2 separate regions of the Homo sapiens genome follow, and region 1 is linked to region 2. A link is an interaction called in ENCODE POLR2A ChIA-PET data of the cell type or tissue named here. Cell type or tissue: Panc1. All regions are shown on one strand.

Region 1 (5,000 bases), 61 kb after region 2:
TGCACAACCTAATACAAATTTGGCTGACTCAGTGTACAGCACTAGGGACCGAGATAAGTTTCTGAAGACTTCTATCTCCGTCTTTACAGGAGACTGAGAGCCTACTCACATGCCCAGTACACCACTACTACAACCAGCATTTGAGAAAACAACCATACTAACGTTATCTATAACCAAGGAATTCATACAGAGCCTTGGCCCCCTGAAAGCACCAAGAAGCAAAGCCAAACAATCCTATTCAACATACATTACAGTCATCCTCAAAGAAGAAATAAAAAGTCTTGTCCAAACAAAAGTAAATTCAAAAATAAGAAGTGACACCTCAGAATAAGAAAGGACCAACACAACAATTCCAGCAGCATGAAAAAAAGAGTGTGTTATGATAACCTCAAAGGATCACACTAAATATCTAACAATGGATCCTAACCAAAATGAAAATTCCAAAACACCAGATAAAGAATTAAAAATATAGATTGTAAGGAAGCTCAATGAGATCCAAGAGAAAGTTGAAAAACAACACAAGGAAATCAGAAAACAATTCAAGGTATGAATGAAAAATTTACTAAGGAAAAAGATTTAAAAAATAAAAGAACATCTGGAAATGAAACAGTCATTGAAGCAATTACAAAATACAGTTGAAAGCTTTAACAATAGATTAGACCAAGAGGAAGAAAGAATTTCAGAGCTCAATGACAGGTCTTTGGAAGTAACCCAATCTGACAAAAATACAGAGAAAAGTGTTGTTTTTTTTTGTTTTTTTTTTTTTTTTTTTGAGATGGAGTCTTGCTCTTTCACCCAGGCTGGAGTGCAGTGGTGCGATCTCAGCTCACTGCAAGCTCCGCCTCCTGGGTTCATGCCATTCTCCTGCCTCAGCCTCTCAAGTAGCTAGGACTACAAGCGCCCACCACCACACCCAGCTAATTTTTTGTATTTTTAGTAGAGATGGGGTTTCACCGTGTTAGCCAGGATGGTCTTGATCTCCTGACCTCGTGATCTGCCCCCCTCGGCCTCCCAAAGTGCTAGGATTACAGGAGTGAGCCACCACACCCGGCCGAGAAAATAATTTTTTAAACGAACAAAGCCTTTGAGAAATATGGTATTATAAACCATCCAGACCTGTAAGTCATAGGTATCCCTGAGGGAGAAGAAGAAAAATTTAAAAGTTTGGAAAACCTATTTGAGGGAATAATTGAGGAAAACTTTACTTTTCTTGCTAGAGATTTACACATCCAGATACAAGAAGCTCAGAGAACTCCTAGGAGATATATTGCAAGACAAACATCACCAAGGTGTATAGTCACCAGACTGTCCAAAGTCAACATGAAGAAAAAGAATCCTAATAGCAGCAAGAGAAAACTGTCTAATCACCTGTAAAGGAAATCCCATCACACTAACAGCAGACTTCTCATCAGAAAACTTACCAGACAGAAGAGATAAGGGTCCTATTTTCAGTCTTCAAAAAAAAAAAAAAAGCCAGGCATGGTGGTTCACACCTGTAATGCCAGCAGTTTGAGAGGCCAAGGTGGGTGGATCACTTGAGATCAGGAGTTTGAGACCAGCCTGGACAACATTGTGAAATGCCATCTCTACCAAAAATACAAAAATTAGCCAGGCATGGCGGTAAGCCCCTATAATCCCAGTTACATAGGAGGCTGAGGCATGAAAATCACTTGAACCCAGGAGGCAGAGGTTGCAGTGAGCCAAGATTGTGCTACTGCACTCCACCCCGGGTGACAGAGCAAGACTGCGTCTCAAAAAACAAAACAAAACAAAAAAACTGTCAGCCAACAATTCTATATCCTGCAAAATTAAGCTTCATAAATGAAGGAGAAATAAACTATTTCCCAGACAAGCAAACACTAAGGGAATTTGATGCCACTAGACTGGCTCTATAAGAAATGTCAAAGAAGTTCTAAACATAGAGACAAAATGTCTTCATCATAAAAACACATAAAAAGTATAAAACTCACAAGTTGTATAAAACAATTACACAGTTGAGACTACAAAGCAACTAGGTAACAATTAACATTATGACAGGAACAAAGCTTCAAACATCAATATTAACCTTGAATGTAAATAAAATAAATGTTCCACTCCTGGCCAACATGGTGGAACCCCGTCTCTACTAAAAATACAAAATTTAGCTGGGTGTGGTGGTGCATACCTGTATCCCAGCTACTTGGGAGGCTGAAGCATGGGAATTACTTGAACCCAGGAGGCGGAGGTTGCACTGAGCCAAGATTGTGCCACTGCACTCCAGCCTAGCGACAGAGTGAGACTCTGTCTCAAAAAAAAAAAAAAGAGTATAGATTGGTGAAATGGATTTTTGAAAAAAAAGATCCAACAATATGTTGCTCACAAGAAACCCATCTAACTGGTAAATAAATTTAAAGACTCAAGGTAAAGGCATGGAAAAAGACATTCTGTGCAAATGGAAATCAAAAGCAGACTGGGATAGCTATACTTATATTAGATAAAACACACTTTAAATCAACAACAATAAAACAAGTTCATTATTATAGAATCAAGACGTTAGGACAACTTTAAATCAATATTTTAAGTCACTTTAAATCAACAGTTAAAAAAAGACAAAGAAGGTCATTATTATTATGTAATCATTATATAGTTATATATAATGATCATATAATTATTATTATATAATGACCTTCTTTGTCATTATATAATATAATATAACCAAAAAAGGTCATTATGATTATATAATATTATATATAATTATTATATAATCATTATCTAATTACCTTCTTTGTCTTTTTTTACTGTTGTTGATTTAAAGTGTCTGAAAGTATTGATTTAAAGTTGTCTTCTTTTACTGTTTGTCCCTATCATTATAAAATAAAGTGATCAATTCATCAAGAAGATATAACAATTCTAAATATATATGCCCCCAACAATGGAATTCTCAGATTCATAAAAACAAATATTACTAGACCTAAGAAAAGAAGTATACAGCAATGCAATAATAGTGAGAGACTTCAACAATCCAATGACATCACTAGACAGATTATTGAGGCAGAAAATCAACAAAGAAACTCTGGACTTAAATCAGACTCTAGATTAAATGGACCTAACAGACATTTATACAACATTCTACCCAACAACTGCCAAACATACATTTTTTTCTCATCTGCACATGAACAATTCTTCAAAATAGACCATACTTTAAGCAACAAAACAAGTCACAATAAATTTTTAAAAATCAAAATTATATCACTTCTCAGTCTTTTGGCTAAGATCAAGTGTAAAAATCAAAATTATATCAAATATCTTCTCAGACTACAGTGGAATAAAACTAGAAATCAATACCAAAGCAGATATGCTGATGGCAAATAAGTATATGAAACAATACTCAACATCATATCTCATTACAGAATTACAAATTAAAACAACAATGAGATACTGTGATACACCAGTTAGATGGATAAGACCCAAAACTGACACTGACAATACCAAATGCTAGTGAGAACGTGGAGCAGAGGAATTCTCATTGATCACTGGTGGAAATGTAAAATGGTACAGCCACTTTGAAAGACAGTTTGGTAGTTTCTTATGAAACTAAACATAAGCTTAGCATATAATGTAGCACCTATGCAACTAGGTATTCATGCAAATGAGCTGAAAACATTTTTGTCCATACAAAAACCTGCACTCAGACATTTATAGCAGATTTATTCATGATTGCCAAAAATTAGAAGCAACCAATATGTCCTTTAATAGGTGAATGGATACATGAACTGTGGTATCTCCATACAATGGGATAATACTCGATGATTAAAAGAAATGAGCTATCAAGTCATGAAGAGACATGGAAGAATATTAAATGCATATCACTAAGTGAAAGAAGCCAATATGAAAAGGCTACAGAATGTATTATTCCAACTGTATAACATACTAGGAAAGGCAAAACTATGCAAACAGCAGTAAAAAGATTAGTAATTACCATGAGTTCAGGAGAGTGGGTGAGATGAATAGGTGGAGTACATTTTCAGAATAGTGAAACTATTATTCTGTATAATACTCCAGTGGTGAATACCTAACATTATGCATTTGTCAAAACCCATAGAACTGTGCAACATACATAGCGAACCCTAATATAAACTATAGGCTTCTGTTAATAATAATGTGTCTATATTTTTTCATCCATTGTAACAAGCATACCACACTAATGCAAGGTGTTAAAATAGGGGAAACTGAGGAAACGGGTAGGCTATCTGGAAACTCTTTGTACATTCTGCACAATTTTTCTGTAAACCTAAAAGTGCTCTAAAAAATAGTCTATTGTCTGGTCTGAGTACAGTAGTATTTACAACTAATTGATCACAATCTGTTACAGATTTCTTTTTTTTATTTTAAGCTTGAGGGTACATGTGAAAGTTACATAGATAATCATGTGTCATGAGGGTTTGTTGTACATATTACTAGATCGCCCAAGTACTAAACCCAGTACCCAAGAGTTGTGTTTTCTGCCCTTCTCCCTCCTTGTAACCTGCCCCCTCAAGAAGACCCCAGTGTCTTTTGTTTCCCTCTTTGTGTTCATAAGTTCTTATCATTTAGCTCCCACTTGTAAGTGAGACAATGTGGTATTTGGTTTTCTGTTCCTGCATTAGTTTGCAAAGGATGATAGCCTCCAACTCCATCCATATTCTTGTAAAATATATGATATTGTTCTTTTTTATGACTGCATAATATTCCATGGTGTGTATGTTCCACATTTTGTTTATCCAGTTTGTTACTGATGGGCATTTAGGTTGATTCCATGTCCTTGCTATTGTGAACAGTACTGCCACGAATATTTGTGTACATGTGTCTTTATGGTAGAATGCTTTATATTCCTCTGGGTATACACCCAGTAATAGGATTGCTGTGTTGAATGGTAGCTTTTAGCTCTTTGAGGGATCACTATACTGCTTCTCACAATGGTTAAACTAATTTACACTCCCACCAACAGCGTATAAGAGTTTCCTTTTCTTTGCAACCTTGCC
Region 2 (5,000 bases):
AGGGCCATGAGAAAAGTGTTTCAAGAAAAGCTTCTGATTCTAAGGATATATACATAATAGGCCTTCTGAGTCACTAAAGAGAATTTGCTCAATTCTTCTCACTGAGAGAGGAAATTTATGATAAAAATTTCAGAGCTTAAGGATAGGTGTTTATTCCTTAAAAGAATACATTTAAAGGCCAACTTAATAATCAGTGCAAACCTTTCCTCTGACATCCTTTATCAATCTCTTTAAAGAGTTTATTCAGATCAAGTGTTCATTATGTGTTTCCACACTAGCCATAAGGGGATCTTATGGAAGTCTGGGGCACACATTTGAGCATGTTTCTAAATAATATTCCTTGCCAATATATAGAATACAACATATGTACTAGAATTTTTTCTAAGTTATCAAATTCCCCCATTAATTAAGGGGAAATGTGGCAAGAGCCGGGGAAGACAGATTGTGAGTCCTACATAGACATGGGTACTTTACAAATATACTGTCAATTTTTTTCTTTTTGTGTGTGTGGCAGGGTCTCACTCTGTCACCCAGGCTGGAGTGCAGTGGCATGATCTCGGCTCTCTGTAACTTCCACCCCTCAGGTTCAAGCCATTCTCGTGCCTCAGCCTCTCAAGTAGCTGGGATTACAGGCCCACGCCATCACACCTGGCTAAATTTTTTATTTTTAGTAGAGACAGGGTGTCACCATGTTGGACAGACTGGTCTCGAGCTCCCGGCCTCAAGTGATCCGCCCACCTTGGCCTCTCAAAGTGCTGGGATTACATGTGTGAGCCACTGTGCCCAGCCTGTGTTGCCAATTTTAAGGAGGAATGAAATACCAATGAATAGACATGTAAGAGTATCAAATCTAGCAAAAGAGAAATGATGCCAGCTTAGGCAATATTATCCGCATCCTAGTAAAATCAAAGAAGTTGTAAAAGGAAACAATATAGAGAAACACTCCATCTTATAGACATATCAGTCTAGAGAGACACACAGTGTGATAGTCAAAAAGGAAAACATAATAGAAAGTCCACTTCTGTGGATATTAAATAAAAACATGTCAATGCCTTAGCTTCCATGTGTACTGGAGGTCTATCGTAATTCTGTCCCAAAGGCCTCGGCCAGAGAAACAAATATTGATGATAGCTCTATCTGGGCCTTTCACTAATAAATTCTCTTAGAGACAACACCAGACAGATGAACCCAAATCAAAATTCCACACCAGAGGGGCTGGGAAAGCCCATACAGACAACAAACCTGAGTTACGCTCATTTCATTGGCTCCCTGGTATGTAGAATTCCGTGTACTTATAGTTAATAATTCTGATGTTGAAATGCCCTTCAGTAATTTGATGTGGAAAATCAGCTGGTTTGCCTTCAACACGAGCATCCATCTCATTAGACCTCAGAGTAATTCGTAAATAATTCAGCAAGCACATGACTGATTTTCCAGTCCCTTTTTGATCTTAAGGAGATGAGAGATCTATAAACAGTGCATCGTTCTTTCCTGCTGCATAGCACTTAATTAAATTAAGTGATTTCATTAAAACTGAGAAAAATGATTTGCAAGTATTTAAGTTCTTCTGGTCATTAAATTCTGAACAAGAGACACATCATGTCTCACATCTAAAGCTGGCTTTCCTGTCAAGCCCCTTGGGTTTCTGGTACAACCTGCACTGATTCCCCACTTCAGGGACAGAGAGAAATTACCGTCTGGAATCACTAAGTGTTTGTTTCCAGGATTCCCATGACCCAGACATGACTCAGGTCAACCAGAGAAGGGCAAAGAAGGAACAGGTTAGTATGAAGCAGTAGAAAGAATGTTAGGCAAAACATCTGAAGACCCAACTTTCAACTCCATTCAGTCACTAATGTACTGTGTCATTCACATACATATATGCACACACATGAAGATTGCTTATCTGTAAAAATTAGGTGAACCTAACAAAGAGAATTCGAAATTCTCTTCCAGGTCAATGATTCTTAAAAACCTTCAAAAAAATTTAAGGAAAAAAAAGAGCTATTTTACAGGATTCTAATATATTAATGTATATGTTGTATATCATACATCATATACATTATGTATCTATATACATATACTATGTATATATAATACATCTACTATGATGTATCATTAATATGTAATATAATATATTAATGAACAATCCTGCAGCAGAGAATTAATACCTCCTTGCTCAAGAACATATTTATTTATGTTGATCAACATTGAATAATATCCTATGAATATATTCACTGAATTCCACTCAGAGGCACAATTTTGAAATTTGAGATCATTGGAGCTATAAAAACCTACTTTGCCTACTCATGATGCTGAGACGTCACCAAGGATGACTGTCACCAAGCATCTCTTCCAAGCTGTCCACATTACAATCACCTAGGACTTGACCACCAGGGCCTCCATAGCCCCTTGGAAGATACATTTGGTAGCCAGCAGGCAGCAAAGCAAGATGTACTTTCCCAGAGATGGCACTCTAGGTGGCCTGTCATTCAAATAGCCAAGCTCTTCCCCAGCCCATCACATCAGTTTATGTATTTAGTTTATATCTTTAAAATGACAGGAGGTCACCATAAACAAAAATGAACTTAAGATAGATCAAAGATTTCAATGTAAGACCACAAACTATAAAAATCCTAGAAGAAAACTTAGGAAATACATTTCTCAACATAAGCCTGGACCAAGATTTATGGCTAAGTCCTCACAAGCAATTGCAACAAAAACAAAAATTGACAAGGGGGACCTAATTAAATTAAACAGCTTTTTCATTACAAAAGAAACTATGGGCCTGGTTCCACTGGCCCATAACTTTATTTCTAAGCCATGAAAATGTGTAACATAATGGGGCTTATTCTGTTCCTTTCCATAAGGGAACATTAGTTAATGTTTCAATTCAAATGTGCACACACACACACATATACCCCACTAAGTCCTTTGATAGCAATGACTGAATATTCAACTCTACACCTCAGTTTAATAACATGAAAAATTAAACTCCTGCATTAACAGTGACATCTGGAATCAACATGAAGCCATAAACTGATTATGAATATTCTCCCATGAACTGCTGTAAGCATGTTTTGTCTAAGCATTTAGTTAGCAAGGATTCTTGTAATACTGCTTGTATGGCAAATAGCATTATTTCCCATGTAACCCCTGCCATTCATCTCACTTGACATGCTATTTGTTTTCAGCAGAGCAAGGAAGAGAATATTAATGGTGTCACCCAAGTTATCATTATCAAGAAGTAAAATTTATGCCAGTAGTCACAAACCTGTGTGGGAAAAATACCACTAGCAATAGATTATAAAAGGCCACTGAAAAGCCACCTTCCAAAGTGAATCAGGCAGGCTTTGTTAAAAGCATTTCTCATATTTCTCCTGTTCCTGAAAACCAAGAGTTTACCACCTCTCTTCCCTCCCCCAAAAAACAGCCTATCTCACAGAATAAGAAAGAGCTTAAGACTTTCTTATTACATTTCTCTCTACTTGTGGGAAATTTTATTTTAATATGAACCACTTTTTCCTCATCTTAGATATCTGCTAAAAAGTCTTCTGAAGCCATAGGTGGGATGAAATAACAGATCTCCAAGATACTGCTAGAGTTAGTGAACTTCAAATGCTACAATAGTAACAGATTTAATATAACAAATGTTAACTAAGTACTGAAAAAGTGCCAGCCCTAGCCAGTTCCTGGGGATGCAGACATGCTAGGAGAGCCCTTATAAGCCTGGAGAGGAAGAAAGAGATTTAACCAAATATTACCCTGTGGAACATGCAACAGTGAAAATGTGAACTAGCACAGAGGAGAGAACAATGAAGAGGCTTAGGAAAATTTGAGAAGATGTCCCAGGGTTAACTACATATCAGAAGGCTTTAGAAGATGAATAGGCTTGGGATTTTGGTACGAGGGGTAGACTCAAGGATCCAACAACCCAAAATAATAAAATTTTTCCAAAATATCTTTAATCAGAACCTTATCATAAGTTAACTGTTCATCACAGTGATGTTAAGCCTGGCTCAAAATAAATTTTCATTCAATTTCCAAGCAAGAACAATAAAGACTACACGTTTACCAATTTTGGGTTACAGCTACAATAGAAATAGACCCCCCAAGCTTTTAACTCCTACAGTTTTTCCTATTTGCACCTATTATGGATCACATCTGGATACATCAACATATATACTCCTTTGGCCTCCTTTTCAAAAAAAAATTACTTAACCAGTAATGCTTGTCTGCAATCCTATTACGGCTATGTAATTTATATACAACTAAATAGTTGTCATGGAGGATGCACAACATCTGAGTGATATGCTTCCTTTCAAACTTGGTTCCTCAGAGGTAATGCGCTAATGCACAAAAAGGAAGGACAAAAATATAAGCATTTTATTCAAAGCCCCTTTATAACATTGCACTCTGCATTTTGTCCTGAGATAACATGTGAATCTCACACAGTTCCATTGATTTAGCCATCTTTAAATGCAAATTTAGTCATGAAACTCGAGTGAAAATTGATCAACAGTGAAAGGAAGCACCCAACTACTTAAAACTATGGATTAGGACAGGTGGGATTACAAAAGATGAAGTCATAAACAGAATGCCTACAATATAGAAAAGGGGACCCCGTTTTAAAAAATCAGATGCCAATACTTCCACTTTCCTAATATTTGAATTATTCTCCTCACTTTATTTCACACTCAAAATTCACTTTCTCCACAAAGACCTCCGTGGCTAATCACAAGTTTACCCACTCAATGGTGAGGTTTTTAAGGGCAGGGACCTTGTCTCATTCATTGACAAATCTCCTTCCAAGTTCCCAGGCCTAACTGGGACCATCAACACCGCCCCATTAAATGTTGACTGATTAATTAAAGAGCATGAATGATAAATGACTTTAGACATTGTCCACATTAAATAATGAAGAAAACACGACAAGGAAAATGGGGGAAATAAATTAAGTAGGCTACCAGAGGCTGAGTTGATTGTCAAGTCATCAGAAT

The links. ChIA-PET counts read pairs that join two places held together with the same protein. Peaks named below come from ENCODE experiments on the same cell type or tissue, not always from the same donor. Only the 100,000 strongest peaks of a DNase experiment are listed, where the experiment ranks them.
Region 1: POLR2A ChIA-PET joins it to region 2 with 5 read pairs; 2 of 35 experiments call an interaction of 5 or more read pairs at or near these places.

Annotation. Positions count from the first base shown.
Region 1 is chr9:83,544,604-83,549,603 of GRCh38, forward strand. It overlaps a transcript of FRMD3 not described here. Among named protein-coding and RNA genes, the nearest start is that of FRMD3, 8.7 kb to the left of the region's middle. In Panc1, a CTCF peak has its summit at 181; no DNase peak of the experiment used is centred here; H3K27ac peaks cover 329 bases.
Region 2 is chr9:83,483,929-83,488,928 of GRCh38, forward strand. The region is part of intron 1 of FRMD3 (FERM domain containing 3); the gene reads right to left. Among named protein-coding and RNA genes, the nearest start is that of FRMD3, 52 kb to the right of the region's middle. In Panc1, no CTCF peak of the experiment used is centred here; no DNase peak of the experiment used is centred here; H3K27ac peaks cover 491 bases.